Regions from separate parts of the Homo sapiens genome. Here region 2 is linked to region 1. The links are chromatin contacts, found by Hi-C or POLR2A ChIA-PET in ENCODE. All regions are on one chromosome and are shown on one strand. Each heading gives the region's core, a stretch centred on a gene start or an enhancer-like site at or near the end of the contact. The rest is flanking DNA. Distances are from core to core; before and after follow the strand shown. Region 1 overlaps LOC105378426 (a long non-coding RNA gene). Region 2 has its middle 270 kb from the start of LINC01375.

Evidence for each region. Hi-C counts contacts between places; a loop is a spot of excess contacts on that map. ChIA-PET counts read pairs that join two places held with the same protein, here RNA polymerase II (POLR2A).
Region 2: a loop to region 1 is called in a map of mammary epithelial cell, with 2.0 times the contacts of the local background. The contact joins two enhancer-like sites. A Hi-C loop is called at or near these places in 4 of 168 maps with a recorded cell type or tissue (DLD1, MCF 10A, endothelial cell of hepatic sinusoid and 1 more). POLR2A ChIA-PET finds 5 or more read pairs at or near these places in 2 of 52 experiments (MCF 10A and activated T-cell).

The regions. Positions count from the first base shown.
Region 1 is chr10:90,172,658-90,178,576 of GRCh38, reverse strand. LOC105378426 (a long non-coding RNA gene) reads right to left here. Exons shown (of 4, transcript XR_946198.3): 1 at 5,512-5,919; 2 at 5,282-5,346; 3 at 5,137-5,172; 4 at 2,352-3,029. Among named protein-coding and RNA genes, the nearest start is that of LINC01375, 220 kb to the right of the region's middle. Within about 2 kb of position 3,021, at least 2 of the 41 ENCODE cell types and tissues checked have a DNase peak (open chromatin) inside an H3K27ac peak, as active enhancers do; they include mammary epithelial cell, where a contact is called at or near this core.
Region 2 is chr10:90,219,423-90,225,341 of GRCh38, reverse strand. No RefSeq gene overlaps it. Among named protein-coding and RNA genes, the nearest start is that of LINC01375, 270 kb to the right of the region's middle. Within about 2 kb of position 2,786, at least 3 of the 41 ENCODE cell types and tissues checked have a DNase peak (open chromatin) inside an H3K27ac peak, as active enhancers do; they include mammary epithelial cell, where a contact is called at or near this core.

The DNA.
Region 1 (5,919 bases), core at 1,772-4,271:
ATTATGCTAAGTGAAGTAACTCAGGAATGGAAAACCAAACATCATATGTTCTCACTCATAAGTGGGAACTAAGCTATGAGGATGTAAAGACATAAGAAGGATACAATGAACTTTGAGAACTCGGGGGTTGTGCAAGGAAGGATGGAAGGGGAGTGGGGGAAAAAATACTACAAACTGGGTACAATGTACACTGCTCAGGTGATGGATGCACCAAAATATCAGAAATTACCACAAAAGAACTTATTTGTGTAACCAAACACCACCTGCTCACCAAAAACCTATGGGAAAAAAAAAGAAATGATGCCTCAAAGAGGGTTTCAAAAAAGGTGGAGTTTACCATGGTCTTTTGGAGCAATCAAAAACATTTCAAAAAAGAAGTAAGACTTGAGTTCAAACAGAAAAGTTGGCTGTGAGTTTGACCAATCATGTAGAGGAATACAACTTGAAGAACCAATTAATTTTGGAAATTGGGGAACTTAAGATGTTATCCAAGTCAATCATGTGTAAGGCAATGAGTACCTGATCCAGCATGGTAGCAAAAGGCAGAGTGGATGAACAGATCCTGGGTCTGTTCCCCTCAGACTTACACCTTGCCCTTCCTCCATCCTGCTCTCTCACTTTGTTTCACAGGCCCTTGTGTCATTGGCTTCGGTAACCCCAACTCCTTCCTCTGTCCCCAGCCCAACCTTGAGTATGGTTGGTAGAAGCTTCTTATTGTTGCTAATCTCTAAGTGGTCTCACTGATCCCTATGTAACTTCATAGCTTAATCACTGGTGATATCAATTCACTCTGTTAAATTTTAAACATTTACATTATTTTCTTTTCTGGTTGGATCCAATCTTACGTAGATCATCCAAGATTATTCTCAATAGATGGATAGAAAACTTCATGAGGAAGAGTTAATAGAACTTGCTATTTGATTTTACATAGCAGTTGGAGACAATAACTAATAATATATGACTCCTTATCTTTGTAATCAGTTTTTCTGTGCCAGAAAACTAATTCAGAAGATAGAGCAGTAAGTGAGAAATGAATACTTTTGTACACTTTTCACCAAGAAGGTGGTGTGGTATTGGGCAAGTCACTATCATAGGCCATCCAACCAAATCTTCAAGCAGATTGATTTTCTGGAATATCATAGTTGATGAGACTATAAATGATTTAAGTAATGTAAGAAAAATATCGGGGTTTCAAAGATTAAGACTAACAAAACCAAAAGAATGAGAATGAAGAGATAGGGAATAAGAAACAAAGGAGAAAAAGAAGAAACTTGGAAGTGCTGAAAATGGTTATATCTAGACCAGAGTTTGCCCAACCATGGCCAGCAGGCCAAATGTGACGGATATTTGATTCTGTTAATAAAGTTTAATTGGAACAAAGCCACGTTCATTTGTGTATGCATTGTCTATGCCTGTTTTTGAGCTATGGTAACCAGATCTCATAAGAACTCACTCACTGTCACAAGAACAGTACCAAGGGGATGGTACTAAATCATTCCTGAGAAGTCTGCTCCCATGATCCAATCGGCTCCCACCAGTCCCCACCTCCATCATTGGGGATTACATTTCAACCTGAAATTTGGACAGGGACACATATCCAAATTATGTCACTTATCATGGTCTTTTTTTTCTTTTCATTTTTATTTTTTGAAACTGAGTCTCATTCACTCTGCCTTCCAGAGTGCTTGGATTATAGACGTGAGCCAGTGCTCCTGGTGACTTATCGCAGTCTTGAAGCCCTTGACTACGTCTTTCAGATCCTCATAGCGGCCATGTGCTGATATTCAGATCTCAGCACAGATGTCTTCTACTCAAAGAAACCATCCCTAATAATCCCAGCTAAAGTACCATCCTCCCTACTCATTCTGCATTAATCCTCCCTACTCATTCTGCATTAATTCACCCTGTTTTATTTTCTTCATTGCTCTCTTGGCTATCTAAAATTATCTTGTTTATTTGTGTACTTCCTCTCACCAAAACAGAGACCTTGTCTCTCAAGTTTATGGTTGCAATCTCAATGTCTAAAACAATTCCTAGCCCTCAAGTTCTCTACATGAGTTTGTTAAATAAATGAATTAGTGATTGAATGACTAATTTATTTGAATATTGCTTCAGTCAGATTCATACTCTTGGAGGCCAAAGATCATACAATTATTATATCCTTAGCACATTATATCATAAAAGATGGTGTTTCATTCTAGAAATATGCAAACTATAATTGAATTAGCTTAAACACTAAGGCATTCTTATGAGATGACAGATATTGATAATACTGATCTTTACAGGTTTTGAACATTTCAGGTGATGGTTACGGTTCCAACTTGCCGAAATGGATAATTATTTTTGCCTTCAGACTACAATAAACATTTGCAAATATCCAGTTTATTTATACTACTATACATTCATCCATAGGTAAAACCTACAAATTCACTCAATTGGTAAGAAAAAAGATTGCAAACCTAGCATCTTCAAAAGTGGTGCATTTCAGAACTAGTCATGGAGTTAGATGTCTGACACTATTGCAATGAAGCAAAATAAAAGGGTCTATTTATATTTTAGTTCTTTCTTTGATGACATTAATCATATGTGCTTTTGTTAGTTCAAGCTTGGTTCAAGATGAATAGGGAATAGAGTAGACCTCTGAATGTCATAGTCTTTTACTTTTAAGGTAATTTACCTACCAAAGAAAGAGAAAAATCAGTATTTGCAGGTGCAAATTCATTCAAAGTCAAGTCAGCTACCCAAAATCTAAGTTGTTATAAGTAGAGATGCTATGCTTGAAGTTCAGACCCTAGCTATTGAAATAAATTACTAGTGAAGGAAGAAATTGATTCTAATTCTGTAAGAGAAGGGACCTTAGAAAAAACCTGTCTTACATCCCACACGTACATTTGTCCAGATCTGAGGCAGTTATGTGCCAGCACTTGCAGTTCGAGAGCGGGTGAATGTGTCATCTGGGGAGGCAGCTGGCAGGCGTGGTAGGGCACAGTCATTTTGCAGGTCATGGCATTCCAGCATCTGCTCCCTAGCTTTGCAGATCCAGAAAATACAAAGTGTCAGTGTACTTGTAGTTGATTAATCCCTGGGAATTTACAAGAGACCAATGTACAAAGCAGAGTGCCAATTTTGCAATTCACTCTAAGAAATGTAATTGCCAAGTGGTCCAGAATGTTTATGTCAGCAGGAGAACACAGCCTTGCAATGACATGAGAGGGTAGGTCATAATCAGGAGTTTGCCGAGTGAGCCCAGACTGGGAGCAGGAGGAGGAAGCTGGATGACCTTAATCACCAGTGCCATTAGGCCTGACACATCCATTTTCAAATTGAGATTTACTTGCCAAGAAAGCAGGACACTTGGATTCGCCGGCCGGTGCTGGAAACACACTGACAATTCTTGCTCACTGGCCTTACTTTTTGCATATTCCTTGCCAGACACCCATGCATCCTCTCTTCACCTACATTAATACCATTGAATACAATATGTGTTTCTTTTACAGTCAATGAGGCCTCATTATTAAGAGTAATGAGCTAATATTTATTGAGTGGAAATAAGAGCTATATGCATGCTAACCACTCATGGGCAATTTTGTTATAATACTTGTTTTGAAAACAGAAACTTGTTCCAGAATGAAATGATATATTAGGGAACAACTTGAACATAATGTGAATTTTGTTTGCTTATGCACAACTTTTTTCCTCAAGAAACACCAATCGAATACAGAAAATGGCACTCAGATGAAGCAAACTGCTTAGGAATACACAAAATATATGCAGGAACACACTTTGAACATCTACCAGCTGCCTCAGTTCACCACATATGTGATGAGTCACATTGTCCACACCCAGTGTTAAAACTTTTTGGCCAATTTCGGATAGTGCTGCATCTATCATGCCACAATAACTCACAAGCTGAACCCTATTGACACCCAGTTGCACAAGCAAACTTTGGATCTTTTTTAAAGTAAAGGGCCGTATTTATTGTACTATGTATGTATTTCCTAACCATTTAACACACATAAAACAGCACCACCATTTCATTAAAGTCCTATCATCTCTTTGCATGTGTCACTGATGTTTTAGTGTTGTGCCTCTAATCCCACTTTTCTCATGAGCCTGTGGTTTCTTGTGTGATTTTGCATAGCATGGTGATTTTTAGGAAGGCATATGCTGTGTTCTAGCAGAAATGACTGTACCTTATTGTCTAGTATAATTCTTACCAAAACTATCATTTTTCATGTGAGGAAAATGAGATTCAAAGAGTTTGAGTAATTTACCCAAGAATAACATCTGGTAAGTGGTTAAGCAGAGATTCAAGCTATCTGCTGTGACATATTATGAAAACCTTGGGTCTCTCATTTGATATAGGAGCCAGCTTATGTTTTGAGGTGGATTTCACCAAGACCTAACAATAGCTCTCATGTACTCAGAGGCAATGTAGTGAGGTGGTTAAGAGTATGCCTTCTGGAGCCCTGGTACCTGGGTTCAGATCCTGGCTCTGCTGTCTGTGACCTGCGTGACAATGGGCAAGTTACCTAACGTGGCCTATTGTTGCAAAATGGCCCCAAGAATCTCCTTCATTATAACCCTGCCTTTTGCAATGTGATTTGCTATTGAGAGACAGATTTTATTTCCTCATGCCATGAATCTGGGCTGGCTTTTTGACCTGGTGTGATGAACAAACTATGGCAGAACCAAAAGTGATCCACCCCCAAGGTTAGGCCTCAGGAGCCCTGAAATGCTTCACTTGTTCTCCTGGAATGCTGCCACCACCATGAGGACAAGGCCAGATTAATCTGCAAGGGAATTAAAGATCACATGGCCCACTCACCCCCTCCCAGATGAGGAGTCAATGACCAGGAATGTGAATGAGGCCGTTGCAGACTCCCCAGGCCCCAGTAAGCCAATTGCTAATTGCAGACACATAAGTGGCACCAACCAAGATCAGCCAAACCAGGCCCAGATTAACAGAATTATTATTTTACATTGCTAGATCTGGGAGTTATTTGTTGCATGGAGAAAAGGCCAGGTGATACATTTAACTTCTCTGTACATCAACTATCCAAACTGTGCAATGGAAAAAGTAACAGAGTTGTGAGGAGCAAATGAGTTAAATATATGAAATACTTAAAATAATACCTTAGGTGTTAAGCTCTGTTCTGATTGTCTGGTCCTCTACGAACAAAAATGGTGGATAAAATAATAATAAATTATTATTATTATTTCTCAAGATTCTGAGGGTTGACAGGGCTCAGTTAGGTAGTTCATGCTTGGGATCTCTTACACAGTTGCAGGCAGACAATGGCTAGGGCTGGAATCTTCTTCAGGGTTTCTTTACTCAAATGGTACCTGGAAAAGAAGACTCAAAATTTGGAGGCTGGCAGCTGGACCAACTGGAACTCAGACATCTCTCTCTCTCTCTCTCTTTCTTTCTCTCTCTCTCTCTCTCTCCCTCTCTCTCTCTCCCCCCACTCCATCTCTATAAAAGGTAATTTGAGTTACTGTATTGCTTACTTGCCAGCTGAAGATTCTCAAAGTGTGTTTCCACGAGAAATAAGCATAAGCTGGGTGGGCTTTTAGATCCTAGACTCAAAAGCCATGCAGTGTCACTTTGACACATTCTGTTCACCCAGGCAGTCAAAAGGTCAGGGCAAATTGTGAAGGGAAGGGATGTCCACTCCATGTCTTCATGGGAACTGTGTTAGAGAATTTGTAGATGTGTTTTAATACCACCATGATATCTCTATACGTGCATCCATAATTACATCATTCTCACAGCAACCCAACAAGGTTAGTTACAATAGTATGTCCATTATCAAAATGAGGAAACCTTGCCTGGGAGAGAATAAATAATTTGCCAATGATCACAAAACTGATAATTCTCGGAGCCTTCACTCCAACCAGGATGTTCTGAGTCAAAAG
Region 2 (5,919 bases), core at 1,537-4,036, 47 kb before region 1:
TGAACCCCTAAGGCCTGGGGCTGAGGCAAGTTTAAATAGATTGCAAATATCTGCTTATAAGCTAAGTTCAGGCTGCAGTGAGGAACAGGCCAGGATTTCACACTTTTTGGTAGAAGTAACCCACAATTTGCCAGAGTGCATTGTTGGATGCTTAACATTAAAGTTTGTCTTAGTCCATTTTGTGCTACTATAACACAATATCTGAGACTGGATGATTTATGAAGAAGAGAAATGTATTTCTCACAGTTCTGGAGGATGAGAAATCAAAGATCAAGGTGCCGGCATCTGGTGAAGGCCTTCCAGCTGTGTGAATGAAGCAGAATGAAGAAGGGTAAAAGAGCAATTTCATGGTCATAAGCCCTTTTCATAGCAGACTTAATCCACACATGAACTAAACACTTCCCAAAAGGCCCACCTGTGAACACTGTAGTTGCATTGGGAATTAAGTTTCCAACACATGCATTTTGGGGACACATTCAGTCCATAGCAAAGCGTTAACTTATTAGAAATTTTAGCAGCTCTGAGATTTCTAGAGCCTGTAACATACTATGTTCATTGTGATTTTCCAAGATTCAAAAAATGTATTAGTGTTTCCCAAACATAGGCGACCACAATGCTCGTGTTTCTTGGAGCATTTAGAAAAGCAGGCTACTGTTTCATAGACACATTTTTGAGACTCATGGCTACTGTCAGATAAACAGACACAGCCTAAAGTCTGTCTCATAAAACTGCCTCATAATCCCCGCTCCACCTCTTCCCATACCAACACACATCAGATATAGTTTTATGATGAATTACATAAAAATTTACCAAATGATTTTTTCCTAAAATTTAGTTGCAATGCTTTTTATGACATATTTGCCATCTATTGTCATGTAACAAATCCTCAAAATTTCGCAGTTTAAAATGACAGACACTAATTATCTCACATTTTCTGTCAGTCAGGAATCTGGGCACCACTTAGTTGGGTGTTTCTGACTCAAGCTCTTTCATGAGCTATAGTCAAGATGTTAGGCAGAGCTGCAGTCTCATGTGGATGAGATGACTGAGGTCAGTTAATTTGTGTACAAGCTCATTCACATGGCTGTTGACAGGCCTTGGTCACTCACCCCATGGGCTACTCCATAGGACTGCCCTACAATATGGCAGCTGGCTTCCCCCAAGGCAAGTGACGCCAGAGCTGTGAGGGGGAGCACACTCTTCCATATTCTATTCATTAGAAGCAAGGCAATAATTCCAGCCACCCCAAAGAAGAAGAGATTGCCTAAGGCCAGGAACACTAGGAAGCAAGGATCATTGGGACTCCTCTCACAGGTTGCCTAATGCATTGTCCAAGGATTTCATGTAAATGCTTCCTTTTAGTCAATATCTAAATATGTCAAGCTCATTACTACATTATACACATTATCCCTAATTCTAACAATAACTCTACATAGATAACTATTATTGGTGTTTTTTTAGCAAAATAAGTGAGGATCTGAGAGTTTAAGTAACCCTCCAATGATCACATAGCTTATACGTAACAGGAACAAAACTTGAAATAACTTATCTGCCAACTAGTTCCATGACTTTTCAATCATGTCTCTACTATTTGAGATATGTGTCACTGAATTTATTATTCTAAAGGTATATTAGAATGCTGTACTTGTCAAGCACTGAAATGCAAAAGAAATCATAAAACTGAAAGTAACAAAATGTCAAAAAAGAAACTAAATATTTATATTATTCTGTTCACTGAAATCTTGCCTTCAGATGAAAATTCATTATTGATGGTGCTTTAATAAAGAGATATTTTAATTCAAATTCCTGAGCAATATAAATAAGCATTTTTTGAAGTAATAATTCTGCAAATAGAGCAATTTTATATTACCAGAATGTAACTGGACCCAGGTTTGGCTGTTTGCCACTTGAAAGCCAAACATGACAGGCAAGGGCTGGTGGGCAGAAAAGTGGGTTTAATTGGAGAGACAGCAAACCAAGAAGATGGTAATTTGACATTTTAAAGTACTGTCTTAAATTTTAAAATTTACCATAGGGTTTTTAAAGGGAAACTTGGCATGGGAGACATGAGGAGTTGTGCAGGGTGCAGGGTCTACGTGTCTTCATTCTGATGGTTATCTTGGGCAATCACCCATCAGGAAGTCTGGTCGGCATTATCTTGACTTTGGCCTGTTGGTGGTGGACTCATTGTTCACAACTTTCCCAAAGTAGGCGGATTCCACAACAGGGTTTCCGTGCCTAGGTTGTTGCAAGATTAGCCTCTGGGATTTCTTAGGCAAGAGTATAGTCAGGTAAGTATGCATTGCCAGAGGGGAGTGTTTAGAGAGGGAAGGAATGAAGAGGTGAGAGGGGAGGAAACGAAGAAAAATAATGTGGATAATTAAAAAATATTTTTTAAACTGAGGTTCCTGGTTATAAGAATATGACATAACAGAAAAAAGGAAAATGCCTGAAGATTCTGCTAATTTGAACAATATATATGCATATAGCTTAGTTTAAAAGCATATAATACATGAGATTCAGGGTCAAAATTCCTATGAAATATTTTTTGTCAGAGAATCGGGAATTCAATTTTCATTGGAATCAGTATAGAGCAGAAAAGAAACGTTGTGTTTATCCTATTAGCTGTTCTCTGTACTACGTCTGATTGTAAAGAACAGAAATAAATAAATACTATCCAGGAACAGAGAGTGAGTTGAAAGCATCAGGGAAATGTGTTTTTCTATGATCCCAGCTGGATTTCACCAGGGCTAAAATCGCATTCCATAAGGATGAGATCAGTGATGGGTGAGACAGAACATGTCTCCCAGCTTTCTACAGATTGTAATCTGATCTACATAGATTACAGCTATGTACTACAAATCTAAATTAACTCAAAGTTTTATGAAAAAAACAGACGTTGGGGTGGTGGAAGAATGAAGTGGCAGAGCATAGAGGATCTTTAGGGCAGTGAAAATACTCTGTATATTTTAATAATGGATATGGGTCATTGCACATTTGTCCAATACCATAGAATGTGTAACACCAAAAGTGCACTCTAATGTAAATTATGGGCATTGGGTGATTATATTATATTGCTTTAGGTTCATCACCAATAACAAATGTATCACTCTGGTGGGGTATGTTGATAATGAAGGAGGTTATGCATGTGTGGGGGCAGAGACTACATGGGAAATCTCTGTATATTCTCTATTTTGCTGTGAACCTAAAACTGCTTTAAAAATAGTCTTTGAAAATAATAATAATAATCAGGAAAGATGTGTCAGGAGTTGCAAAGAGAGTGAATATTATTTAGTTTAATTCCATTAAAAAAAATCCACACCTGACACAATTGATTTTCTTAATTAATTTTAGTTAATGATTTTAAAAGACACTAAATGCTACTGTAGACAAACTCAAGTTTTGGAAAAAGCCAAATCAAAACTAGTAAACAAATTAATTTTGATTTATTTACCCTTTACCCATCTCCCCATCACTCCTGCCACTCTTACAAACTGCTACTCTTATAAACTGCCACTCCCTTTATCCCAGCCACTCTTACAAACTGATGTCTGGGAACTTGCATTCTCTACTTCTTTCTGGTTCCAGCAAAAATCAACCTATTCTAAGGCCCATCTTCTCAGGCTTGCTCCCTGCTTGGACATTAAGAAGCACTTTTAAGCAAAGGAGGTCTCACTTGCTAATAGTATCATAGAAATGTTTTTCTGCTTGCACAATCCCTTGTAAAATAGACCTTAGTTATTTTGCAGTTGAGTAATGATATGGTTTGGTTCTGTGTCCCCACCCAAATCTCATCTCGAATTGTAATCTCCATAATCCCCATGTGTCAAGGGTGGGTCCTGGTGGGAGGTGATTGGATCATGGGGACAGTTTCCTCCAGGCTGTTCTCATGATAGTGAGTGAGTTCTCATGAGATCTGATGGTTTTATAAGTGTTTGACAGTTCCTCCCTCATGTGCTCTCTCACCTGCCACCATGTAAGATGTGTCTGCCTCCCCTTCAGCCATGACTATAAGCTTCCTGAGGCCTCCCAAGCCATGTGGAACTGTGAGTCAGTTAAACCTCTTTTCTTTGTAAATTACCCAGTCTTGAGCAGTTATTTATAGTATAGCAGTGTGAGAATGGACTCATACAAGTAAAGTAACATTTGGATAAATAATGGCAATCCACCCAAAATGTTCCCCTCAAAAGACTTGTACAGAAGCCAATGATTTGATAGTGAAACTTTTATCTGAGAATGAGGTACTCCGCCAGGGTAGCAAGAAGGGAAAGAGGGGAAAGGTAGTCAGGGACAAAGTCCTGACCAGGTTTAAAATAAGCAGTAATATTCTCTGTTCTAATTGTTGTTGATAGATGTCACGTAGATAGTATCACATTTATTACAAATTACATTGTAAAAATAATAGTTTCATTGCGGAAAAAGAGCTAAGAGCTAAGGATATATTAACTTTCAATGATAATTTGATTTTCCTAGAAAACATTTGAATAATATTTTTAAGACTACAAGGATACATTGTTATTTAAAGCTAAAGATAATAATGTGATGACAAAATTTGAGTAGAGCAAACCTAATTAAAATAAAAAAATTGGGATAGCACAAAATATTGGCAAAATGTGTTGATTTTCTAAATTATCAAAATAAACCGCACCACAGAACTCAACTTCCAATGTAAATTAAAGAAAACAATTCCAAGTGAGCAGCCGCCCCAAAATAAAGCAGCTTTCTGTTACTGTATCACACATATGCCACAGTATGACCCCATTGAGTGTTTAAATACATTATTAAAAAGGTTTCCTTTCTTGTCTGCTCCACTGAGAGAAGCTTAGAAAGTCCCCATGTCATCCTTGGGAAAGCTTCTTCTCATTGAGGCAAAAGATCCTTCCCTCCCAGAAAGGGGTGGAAATTTAAGAACTCTCTAGAGATTGAGTATTCTCACATTGTCAGGGCAATGAACGTAAAGAGACATTGGTGAGTTAATAAGATGAGCTACCCACCCTTGAGAGACAGTTCTTTACAAAGGGAAAAGGAGAGTGGTTTCAGTCCATAAGGGGCAGGTGCCTGACATACCTCTAATACTGCAGTCCTGATGTGGCTAACACTGCAGTGGAATGGCTGTTGCTGGGTCTGAAGGACTCAAGCACTAACAGCTGCGACCTGGAGAACCAAGATAAGAATACTTTTGGTGGTGCAAGGTGCTGAGGGATTGGAGTCATCTTGCCTCAAAGAGTTCTGACCACCTCACCTCACAGGATAGGATGAATTTCCAACCGTGATGCTTCAGGGCAGCCAGAAGTAGTGGCATTGGCCAGATTATATTTTAGGCCTTCCCTCTCCCATCCCACAATTGGATGGGGAAGTTGGATAGATCTCATTCCTCATGGATTCAATACATTTACTAGGTTTTTTGACCATTCAAAGGAAGGTGACATGAAAAAAAAGAGAGAGACTAGATCTGACACCATACTGTGGTATCAAAGCTTGAGTTTGATTTCATTTATAAAATAAAAGAAACATGACTGGAATTGAACGCTAGATATGTATAGCAATTAATAATATTGCAAATACAACCTTTTTTATACCTGCATTTTTCTATTTGCAGTATAATCTGAACAGCAATCATTTGTTAGGTTGATATATTCCACATGTAAAACATGTCTCCAATTCAGTTATCACATTTTAGCTAATTTGTATTATTAAAATGCCGTGAATGCCCTCCAGTCAAATATCCTCAGGAACACACTCATAGTTGAACAAGTTGGGTTTATTACTTGTTGCAGTGAGAATGTACACCATGGAAACATGGAGTGTCTCGGGAAGAGGGTGTTAGAAAGAATTTACTATAAGATTTGGGGTTGTGTTACGTGACAGGGAGGATTTAAAGATGTGAGGCTTTGCTCTGGATTACATCCTCTTAGAAAG